Linked DNA regions of Homo sapiens: region 2 is linked to region 1. A link is a loop called in an ENCODE intact Hi-C map of the cell type or tissue named here. Cell type or tissue: sigmoid colon. All regions are shown on one strand. Each heading gives the region's core, and the rest is flanking DNA. Links, peaks and the distances in the headings are about the cores only.

Region 1 (5,371 bases), core at 155-5,154:
CATAGCAGGGCCATATTCAATGCACTTCTCCTCCTCCCAGTAGCTCTCTGGGGTGCAGTTGATTTCATCTCCCCTACAAATGGAAGAAAGGAGGCTTCTAGGACAAACCCCCTGCCTGAGGTCACCCAGCAGCCAGCTGACCTCGTCCTTACTAAGTCCCCACTAACCAGGCCCCCACTCACCAGGTCCCCACCCACCAGGTCCTGTTGACTAAGCCGGACTGATCGTGTTCTGTGCTGACCAAGCCCTGCAGACTGGGTCCCACTGATCAGTCCCCCCCAGTGACCAAGCCACCACTGACCCGGTCCCCCGTGACCATCTACCCACAGACAAGGGCCCATCTTCTTAAGTCAACCCATCTAAGAAAATGGGTTTGGCCCCAGACCAAAGCCATTTTCTTAAGTTCCATGGAGCTCACTAGGGTATAAAGCCAAGTGGGGAGAGGCTAAGCTTCAGAATCTGGACGTTTTCAACATTTCCAGGTATTTCCACATTCTTCACAGTGATTTCACCAATGTGCTCTCCCACCATTGAGGGTTTCTACCTGCCTCCAAAACTGCTGGTGTTGCCAGACTTTTCATTTATGTTGGGTGTTGGGTTTGAAATGCCTCATGGTGGCTTCTTGTTCCTCATGACTGGTGAGGTTGGGTGCCCTTGTATTTTAATCCTGTGCCAACTGGGCCCCCCCACCCCCACCCCCGCCACTTGCTGTCTCTGCTTCGTAAGGAGATCTTCTTGCCCGGTCAACTCCGAGGGATCACAGGTTCAGGGGTGCCCCCAAAATGAGACACTTAGTGTTTGATGAATGAATGATGATGTTGAGGCCAGGAGTGAGAGGAAGGTCAGCAGGCAGACAGGGCCCATGTGGACAGAAAGGGTTTATTCCAAGTCCAGACATGACCAATAGCGATAAAAAGGGGGAACAATTGGAGTAATCCATGGGAGAAGGAGTGAGCCTGAATTTGAAAGATGGAGAGAACTGGACGTGGAGGAGGGGAGGGAGGAAGGCAGAACAAAGGAAATAAGAAGCTGTTGACCAAAATACATATGTTGTGATTCCATGCATATGATCAAAACGTGATCGTGTAATCATGCACATTTCTCAAATTCAAATGGACAAGGTATACATAATTTTTCCCATTCCTCCCACGAAGCACAACTAAAACCCTGGGCCAGACATCATACATAAAAACATAAGACTCTGAATAAGATTCAGCCTTTAAAAACAAAGCTTGTGTTTACGTGGATGAACCCGGAAGACGTTCAGTGAAATAAGCCAGGCACAGAAAAACAAATACTTCCTGTCTCACTTGTGGAATCTAAAAAGCTGAACTCCCAAGTAGAATGGTGGCTCCAGGGACTGAGGGAGGGAGGAGGGACTGAACAGATATTGGCCAAAGGGCACAAGAGGAATTGTTCAACATGGTGACTCTAGTCAATGTATTTTATTCTTGAAAAATGCTGAGTAGTCTGGGCGCAGTGGCTCACACCTGTAATCCTAGCACGCTGGGAGACTGAGGGGGATCACTTGAGGCCAGGTGTTTGAGACCAGCCTGGGCGACATAGTGAGACCTCATCTCTTTTTTTTTTTTTTTTTTTTTCAATATAAAAAAACTGAATTGCTGAGCAAATTTTAAGTGTTCTTACCACAGAAAAAGAGATAAGCATGGAGGTATGGTCACGGGTATGTCAAGGAAATGTTAAATTAGCTTGATTTAGATATTTTACGCTGTACGCCTATGTCAAAACATGTTCTATGCATCATATTTACAACTTTGTCAAAATAAAAAGTGATTGGGAAATTGGATCAAACTAGAAAAATGTAAGACTCTGAATGATGGAGGGAAGGCAGACACAGTGGGAATTTCAGGACCCAAGGAATGACACGAAAGTCAATTCTTTGGTGTTTTGTTTTGTTTTTCGCCACATACAGCCCAGGCTTGGACCTGAAGAAGCTGGCAACCCGCGAACGCCAACAGGCACAGTCGAAAAAAGCAAAAGAAAAATCCCAAACAAAATCCTGTTCTCCCTAGCCAAAGGACCAGGAGAGGGGGCAGCCCAGCAAGACAAAACACATTTACACAATTCTGGCTAACCTCAGCCAGTCCTTGGCCGTGAGTTCGTTTTTCTGCCACCTCACTTTGGGGCTGGGCTGGTTCTCCACCCTCGCAGGGTGCGTTTCTCAATCCAGACGCTGGGGGGCGCTAGTACCTCGCGAGCTCCGCGAGGATCATTCCCGGGACGCCGCGGAGTCACCTCCCCTCCTAGGGACCCAGAGCTTCCCAGGGCCGCGCCTGTAGGTTTTCCAGAGGTCCCCGAAAACGTTAAAGACCTGGAAGGAAAAAAAAACTGTAAAACCACACACTTTGATATTTGACAACGTAAAAGCAAGGCTGCAAAATCAAAATCAATGAACGCTTGAAGGAAATGTCTACTTAGCTAGACATAGTGCCACCTGGATTCACTGTTGGCTCCAGAATCCCCCCCACGGTGTCATCACGTTGGAAAGTTTTTGTGGGTTAGATGTTCTCTGTTGGCAAGAATGCCTGTACATGCCCAAGAAGCATATGAGTTTAATGGGACCCCAATAACTTCAAAAGCAAAAAGATAACGATCCTTTCTACTTTTTTAACTTTGTGTGTGTGTGTATCAGGGTCTTGCTCTGTTGCCCAGGCTGGAGTGCAGTGGCGCAATCACAGCTCACTGCAGCCTCAAATTCCTGGACTCAAACCGTCTTCCCACTTCAGCCTCCCAAGTAGCTGCGAGGATGCACACCACCACGCCCGACTAATTTTTTTTATTTTTTTAGAGTCAGGGTCTCACTATGTTGCCAGGGCTGGTCTCAAACTCCTGGGCTCAAGTGATCCTCCTGCCTCGGCCTCCCAAAGTGCTGGGATTATAAGTGTTAGCCACCGCACCCAGCTTCTTCTTGTTTTAACAGGAAGAAATACATTCAATGTGAGTGCCTTTTAATGTTTGATATTAAACAAGTCCTCCACGAGTGCAGGTACCCAGGGATGTGCCATACAGCCCTCTGCCTTCACCTATGCTGTTCCCTTTGGCCTCCATCACCCTTCCCTTCCCACATCAGCCAATTCACCTCCCATTCATCCTTCATATTTTAGCTCAGTGTTACCACTTCAGGAAAACCTTCCCTGGTCCCAAGGGACAAGATACTGTTTGTCTTCACCTGGAACATCCTAAGGGCTCAATAACGAATGAATGAATGAATGAATGAATGAATGAATGAATGAATGAATGAACACAGGTGCATAAGCATGATAGGCTTGTCCTTGTAGGGCCTTCCCATGCCACTCAAAATACATATGACCTCATTGCAAAAATATGAATACTGGCTCACAAAGTCATCCTGCAAAATCAGGCACATTCAACAACAGCCCTGTGCTGAGCCGTGTCGGGGCAGTAGAGAAAGCTCAACCCAAAACCCTACTCTTGAGAGGCTCCTCTCTGGGGGTTGGAGCACAGAGCCAGACACAGACATCACTGGCCTGTGTGTTCAATGAAGGAAGGGAGGGAGGGAAGGAGAGAGGCCGGGATGAATGGTTGGATGGGTGGATGGATGAAGGGATGGAAGGATGAATGAGTGGATGGATGGATGGATGGATGGATGGATGGATGGATGGATGAATGGAGGAATGGAGGGATGGATGGATGAATGGGTAGATGGATGAATGGATGCAGGGAGGGATGGAGGGATGGATGGGTGGATGGATGAAGGGATGGAGGGATGAATGGGTGGAGGATAGATGAATAAACGAATGGATGGAGGGATGAAGGGATGAATGGGTAGATGGATGAATGGAGGGAGGGAGGAAAGGAGGGGTGGATGGGTGGGTGGATGGATGGATGGATGGATGGATGAATGGGTGGAGGATGGATGAATAAACGAATGGATGGAGGGATGAAGGGATGAATGGGTAGATGGATGGGTGGATGGATGGAGGAATGGAGGGAGGGATGGATGAATGGGTAGATGGATGAATGGATGGAGGGAGGGATGGAGGGATGGATGGGTGGATGGATGAAGGGATGGAGGGATGAATGGGCAGAGGATGGATGAATAAATGAGTGGATGGAGGGATGGATGATGAATGGGTAGATGGATGAATGGATGAAGGGATGAAGGGAGGGATAAAGGGATGAATGACTGGGTGGATGGATGGATGAATGAAGGAATGGAGGGATGGGTAGATGGATAAAGGGATGAAAGGAGGGATGGAGAGATGAATGGGTGAATGGATGTTTAGGGATGGGCCAGAGCAAGGGCCCGGAAATGGGGAGTAGTGACAGGAATATGTCCCATAGAAGGTGCTTGGGCTTGGTATGGAAAGCAGGGTATGAGGAATCGTCTGTAGGAACAGGGACATTCCAAGCAGAGGAAACTGCAGAGGCAAAGGCCCTGCAGCTCAAGAAAACCTGGTTTCAGGATACAGTAGGGAGTGGGAAATGACTACAGAGGAGACTGGCAAGGACAAGTGGAGCCAGGTTGTGAGGGACCCATCCACGACCCTTAACCATGAATTTTGCCCCAAGGCATGCATCAAAGTACTGGCTATTCTTAGTATCAGTATTAAGATGGTATGACACACCCAAGAGTTTATTATATGCTAATAGCTTCCCCTGTTAATTTCAGTTTGGAAAACATGTTTTATAGTGTTCACACTACTCTGGTGGTGCAATATTTAGTTTTTAAATCAATATGCCTGTACAAAACTGTTACACAATGGCCCACAACTGTAACCCCAGTGCCTTGGGAGGCCAAGGCAGGAGGATCCATTGAGACCAGGAGTTTGAGACCAGCCTGAGTAACACACATAGTGAGACCCTATCTCTACAAAAAAAAGAAAAAAAAATTTTTAATGTTGGAACATGAAAAGATGTTCAACATGATTAGCCATCAGATAAATGCAAATCAAAACCAAAATGAGGCCAGGCATGTAATCCCAGCACTTTGGGAGGTGAAGGCAGGAGGATCACTTGAGGTCAGGAGTTTGAGACCAGCCTGACCAACATGGCAAAACCCTGTCTCTACTAAAAATACAAAAATTAGTGGGGAGTGGTGGCTGATGCCTGTAATCCCAGCTACCCAGGAGGCTGAGGCAGGAGAATCCCTTGAACCCAGGAGGCGGAGGTAGTGAGCTGAGATCACGCCACTGCACTCCAGCCTGGATGACAGAGTGAGACTATCTCAAAAAAAAAAAAAAGAGAGAGAAAGACTTCACACTTCACACTCCCTGAGGTGGCTATAAGCAAAAATATAACTACAAATGTCAGCAAGTATGTGGAGAAATTGGAATCCTTGTGCATTGCTGGTGGGAATGCAAAATGGTGCAGCCACTATGGAAAATAA
Region 2 (5,371 bases), core at 173-5,172, 340 kb after region 1:
AGCGTTTACTCATACCAATGCAGCCGTCTAAGGCTCTAGTGTCTAGTCACACAGACATGGCCCTCTAAGGTTCCAGGGTCTACTCACACACACGCAGCCATCTAAGGCTCTAGCGTCCAGTCACACCGACGTGGCCATCTAAGGCTCCAGGGTCTAGTCACACAGACGCAGCCATCTAAGGCTCTAGTCACACTGACACAGTCACACTGACACATCCAGTCACACTGACACAGCTATTTGAGGCTCTAGCTTCCAGTCACACCGATGCGGTCGTCTGAGGCTCTGGCATCTAGTCACACAGATGCGACTCTCTAGGTCTCTACAATTTAGTTGCACAGACATGGCCGTTTAGGCCTCTGGAGTCTAGTCAGAGACGTGGCCACCTGTGTCTCTGGCAGCTAGTTATAGAGATGCAGTCATCTAGGCCTCTAGCATCTAGTTACAGAGATGCATCGATCTGGGCTATTTGCGTCCCGTCACAGAGATATGGCTGCCTCGGACCTTGTGTAGTCCTAGAGTCGAGGTTGCTCGGCCCAGTCAGAGCCACATCAGAGACAGAACAGGGAGGTGGCCCCTCTAAGAGGCAGCCTACCCATTCCAGGTCCCCCCGATAAGGGCAGTGGCAGGTGCCCCCAGGGAGGGGAAGGGGCCCCAAAGGCTCCTGCACAGATGACCCCACCAGATCCCTTCCCTGGGCTTCACGCCGCCCTCTGAAGCTGCCCAGGCAGGAGACACTCGCTCTGTGCTGATCTTCTCACCTAATAATAGGCCCAGTGACCTGGCAGGGGGTCCCACTGTCAGCACCTCTGCCTTACACACAAGGAAACTGAGGCACACAAAGGAGGCGCAGCCTGCCCACATCACACAGCAGGTCCACGGCGGATCCAGGGCTGCCACATCGTCTGCCTCCCAGGCTGGGGCCACCAGACGCTGCCCTCAGCTGCCGAGGGCCACCCCAGTGGTGGGTCCAGGGCCTCGTCCTGGGCAGACTGTCCTGCCCAGGCTGGAACCCCAACCCTGCCACCTACTCAACACCCTGTGCCTTGGTTTCTTCATCTGTAAAATGGCAAGAGTGACAGAGCTCGGAAGGCTCCGGCAAGAAGGAAATGAGGTGCCATGTGACAGGCATCAGTCCACTCACTGGCACTAGATAAAGTTGGCACATGGACCACACGACAATGATCACACCAAGTACGAAGCTGCGATTGGAATCTGGGAGTGCCCCCATCTGCTGCCCCAGTTGTCCCCAGGCCTGTCCGAGACATGAGGGGCAGTGTCGGCCTGCAGCTTAGCTTTAAAATGGGCCGTTTAGGGTCGGCTGTTTGGGAAAGAATGGGGGAAAAACACTGGCCCGTCTGTGGGTGCTTCTGCGATTCATGGAACATGTCCCTGGGCCTAGGGCCCGTGCGAGTCCCCCGCGGCCTGGGATGGGGAGCCAAGCAGGTCTAGATGGGAAGTGGTGTGACCGGCTGGGCCTTGTCCTCCCTGGGCATGTGCTGGCTTCTGGGCCACATCTCCAGACTCGGAGTGGGGCCTCGGTTCCAGTGGCTGCAGTGAGCCTTTCTACCCTCTGTGTCGCGCAATAGGACCCGGGCAATAAAACCACACTCAGCCTGGACGTCCAAAGTTGTAAGACCTGGTGACACACTCAAATCAGAGCCGCCTAACCCTCCAGGCTGACCGGGGACACCTCGGGCCAAGCCGGCTTGGCGCCTCCCATGTGTGTTTAAACCCACGAGGCCAATTGGCAACTCGCGAGGCGACAGGCTTTCAATAAACGCCTGGCACTGCCTCCGCAGTGAATCAGATCACTCCTAGCTCCAGAATGCCCGCGTCATTTCCGAATCCCAATTTTCATGACTTCAAGTTTCCCAAGAAGCCTCCTTGGGGACTCAACTCTTTCCTACTCGGGCAGCGGCTTCAAGGAAAATCTCTATTTTTAGAAAGGTTTCAGTAAAGCTGTCAGGGGCTCTCTGGGCTCGGCAAGAGTGAAGTGTGCTTAAAATAAAAGGAAGACAGAAAAAGCTACTATGAAAACCAGCTCTAAGAGAAACACGTTTGAGTTCACCAGTTGAAGAACTGGTTCAAAACAGAAGACTGAATTTGTAAACAGCAGCCCTAAATATCAATGCACAGCTTTAAACAATTGAGAAGTTGCTAAAAATGGGCTGACGACTAACCCAGTATTTCACAGATGGCTTTTTTTTTTTTTCAGGGCAGAAGAGGGTGAAATAAGTTGGACTCTTGTTTTTATTCTCAAATGCTCCCTGGAAACATACTTTGGGGAATCTGTTTTTAAAGTGAGCTTATGTCACATAGGCTTGATACTGTCTAGAAAAATCTCTTCAGGTGAGGGTGGGGCCTCAACTAAGAGTGCAGGCCCGAAGAGCCTCCCAAAGGAAACTTCTAGAATCAGGCTGTGGGCTGTGACTCTCCTCAGCAAAGCCACGCAGAGGTAAGGTGCTTCAATTCAGGGACTTACAAAAGGGCCTCCCTGCTCTGCTCAGATGGGGAAAAGTTGATGATGGTTTTTTTTTGTTTTTTAAAAAAACACCTTCTTGCCACTTTCATTTCCCTTAGCATTTTATTTATATCCACAATGTTGTTCTTGAAAAACAGATAGGTAACCAAAAAGGAAAAACAGAGCTGCAAGGTCAGGGTTGAGCTCAGAATGCGGCTGTACAAGTGTCATGAAGGCAGCTGATGGAACGCTGGAATCAAAACAAGATAGTATTGGAGACCCATTTTCCACAGCTCTGTCCAACTCTGTCCTGGCCCGGCACCGCCAATAGGAAGTGAGACCGGCTCTGAAATCACAGCTGCATGTGTGTGAAGAGCCCCTGGTTTCAGGGCCCAAGGACAGGCAGAGGGCGGTCATTAGATCCCGGCCCTAGCTCAGGCTCTGCTAGCTCTCCCTCCCTCTGCTCACAGTGAGAGGAGGAAGACAGATCCAGCCTCCCAAAGGAAGAGGAGTCCACTTGCGACAACCAGAAACGACCAGGACGCCTGAGGGACTGCTGCCACCGTGTGGCCAACGTTTTCTGCTTTCGGGAGATGGTTTCCCGCCTGCCCAGGAGCCTGTGCACTGGGCCCTAAATCTTCTGCCAGTCCCAAACCGTGTCACAGCGTGGCATATGAGGGATGGAGGCCTTCTCCGTGTGCTGGAAGGAGGGGGGCGCCATGCCAGGGCCTCTGGGCTCCCTCTGCCCAGGCTCATCTGTGTAAACACACACCCTGCCTCGGTCAGAAGTGGGATCTGCTGCGCCGCCAGGGCACGCACACACGCGTCTTTGAAAACCTGAACAGAATCTCAAGTGCTTCTCGGAATCTGTGTTCTGTGATCACAAGTTGCGACCGCTGCCAACCCCAAGATGCTCAGAGACTCATCTGCTCCACCAGCTGAGTGAACACGGGGCAGCCAAGGGAGACTGCCCAGTCACACTGGCACCTGGGGCACCTGGGCATGGGGCCGGTGGGGCCCCGAGGGGGCCTCATGCCTGGGGCACGCGTCTTCCAGGTACTCCCGGGGCTCCCTCCCCTCACCACCTTCAGGCTGACAGCAGCGCTCACAGGGACTGGGCCCAGCTGCTCCAGGGGACCCCCCACACCGGCCACCCCTTACCACCTGGGCCATGGGCTCCAGGAGGGGGGCTGTGTTCTGCTTGTGGCTACTGCCTCTTCCCGCAGCGTGGATAATGCCTGGGCCTCTGCAGGTGGAACTCGTGAGGAAAGCAGGCCCCTGCAGCCCCCCGAAGACAGAGCCCATCTGCCCCTGCCTGGGGGCTGCCGAGAAGGGACAGAGTGGACGCAGGTGTCAGGGACGGGACACACCTCATCTGCTTTCCTTCATTCCTGCCAAAGAAAAATGCTCCTCACTCAAACAGGGAAACATACAACTCACAAGGAAGCACAATGGTGCCGCAGCCCTGTCCTTCCCACTCACCACAGCCCCCATTTCCAACTTTCCAGCAGTTTCTTCCGGAAGGCACCTCAGTCGTAAGGGGCTTCTATTGTTGTTTTTTGACTTGTCCATTCTGGATGTTCCCTGTTGAATTCTCTATGCTACCTTAAAGATGAGCTCCAACCACACTGCCAGCGTCTGGAGAAGCCCTACAGCTGTCTGGGACCAGAGCCACAGTGAGTTCAGGTCACCGTGTGGTGAGGGCCGGACACCAACGGGTCCAGTCTGGTAACCAGCCTCGCTGCTGTCCTCCTTCAACAGTTCACTCCTCACCTGTGGATCTGTCTGCATTTATTCAAGGAGGCCGGCCCTCACTTTTCAACACCCCTTGAGAGTTCTGTCACATGGGCGACTCTGAACACTCGCTGGCCCACTTTCCCTGGACGCCTCGCACCTGCAGGCCTGCTGCCCATGGCCCTCTCGAGACGCCTGTGCCCAACGCCTTCTCAAGTTTCTACTCGGCCATGGCAATGACTTCACCGTCTGAGACCTGATGGTCGTCAGACACCAGTGGGAGCCAGGGGAGCCCAGGGCACCTATGCCACTGGGAAGGGTCAGGGCTCACCCCACGGGACTGCAGTGCATTGGATCACAGCCATGGATGCTTTCCAGACCTGACCTTGTGTTGGAAAGGTGCCGGGGAGATACATACGTGACATGAACAATTACGCCTGGCAGCCCACACCATGACAAGAGGCACAAAGACACTAGCAGAGGCGCGGGGGCTCCGTGGAGGGGCTTTACCTTGGACATCTGGCTGAAGTCGGCAAAGCCTTCAGCACTATTGAAGGACCCACTTCCGAAGGGATCTAAGGTTCCAAAGGGATCTGCAATCGGCACCAACAAAGTCAGAGTTACAGGTCTTTAAGAGAACATGCCTTCTGGGGTGGAGGGGAAATGCTAGATGGCCCCTGAACCAGGAGACTCAGGAAGGCTGCATTTATTCATTAGACACGTGTGTCTGCATGAAGGCCTCTCAGCAAGGCCCCCCTGCCCACTCTGGCATGGCAAGACGGTTTCTCACTGTGACGACCACTCTGGGAGGGCCAGCATCATTCACGGTCATCAGAAGAGTGACAAGTTGCCACAGAGGCGTGGCCCCTGGGTCCCACTGGGTCTCAATGGGTCAGGAGGCGAGGAGCAACTCCAGGGCGACCTGCCACCCACATGATTTATACAGGGTGGTGTCTTTGGATAGAGGTTTTTGCTGTGTTTTCTCCTCTAACCTGGAAGGGATTTGCCTAGAGTACTGGATACACTCGCCTATGATACCAAACACTGCTACCCGCCCCACGCAAGCTGCAGGACCAAGCGGGGCCTGTTCCCAAAAGAAAGGGGGTGTCCACAGATGCTCCCATTGCATAAAGGCTCGAGCGTGCATCTGCGAGTTCTACACTGTGAGATGAGGTT

What was found. Hi-C counts contacts between places; a loop is a spot of excess contacts. Peaks named below come from ENCODE experiments on the same cell type or tissue, not always from the same donor. Only the 100,000 strongest peaks of a DNase experiment are listed, where the experiment ranks them.
Region 2: it touches region 1 in a loop (5-fold over the local background); 13 of 110 quality-filtered maps call a loop at or near these places.

The regions. Positions count from the first base shown.
Region 1 is chr19:16,039,506-16,044,876 of GRCh38, forward strand. LINC00905 (long intergenic non-protein coding RNA 905) reads left to right here. Exons shown (of 5, transcript NR_024335.2): 5 at 1,934-2,630. Among named protein-coding and RNA genes, the nearest start is that of LINC00905, 8.5 kb to the left of the region's middle. In sigmoid colon, for the core only: a CTCF peak has its summit at 2,191 (motif pointing right); DNase peaks (open chromatin) are centred at 1,386 and 2,186; H3K4me3 peaks cover 477 bases; H3K27ac peaks cover 989 bases.
Region 2 is chr19:16,380,424-16,385,794 of GRCh38, forward strand. It overlaps EPS15L1 (epidermal growth factor receptor pathway substrate 15 like 1), which reads right to left. Exons shown (of 24, transcript NM_001258374.3): 21 at 4,706-4,788. Among named protein-coding and RNA genes, the nearest start is that of KLF2, 58 kb to the left of the region's middle. RefSeq lists enhancers at 2,503-2,592, 2,845-3,346. In sigmoid colon, for the core only: CTCF peaks have their summits at 3,029 (motif pointing left) and 3,228; DNase peaks (open chromatin) are centred at 1,828, 2,998 and 3,618; H3K27ac peaks cover 2,444 bases.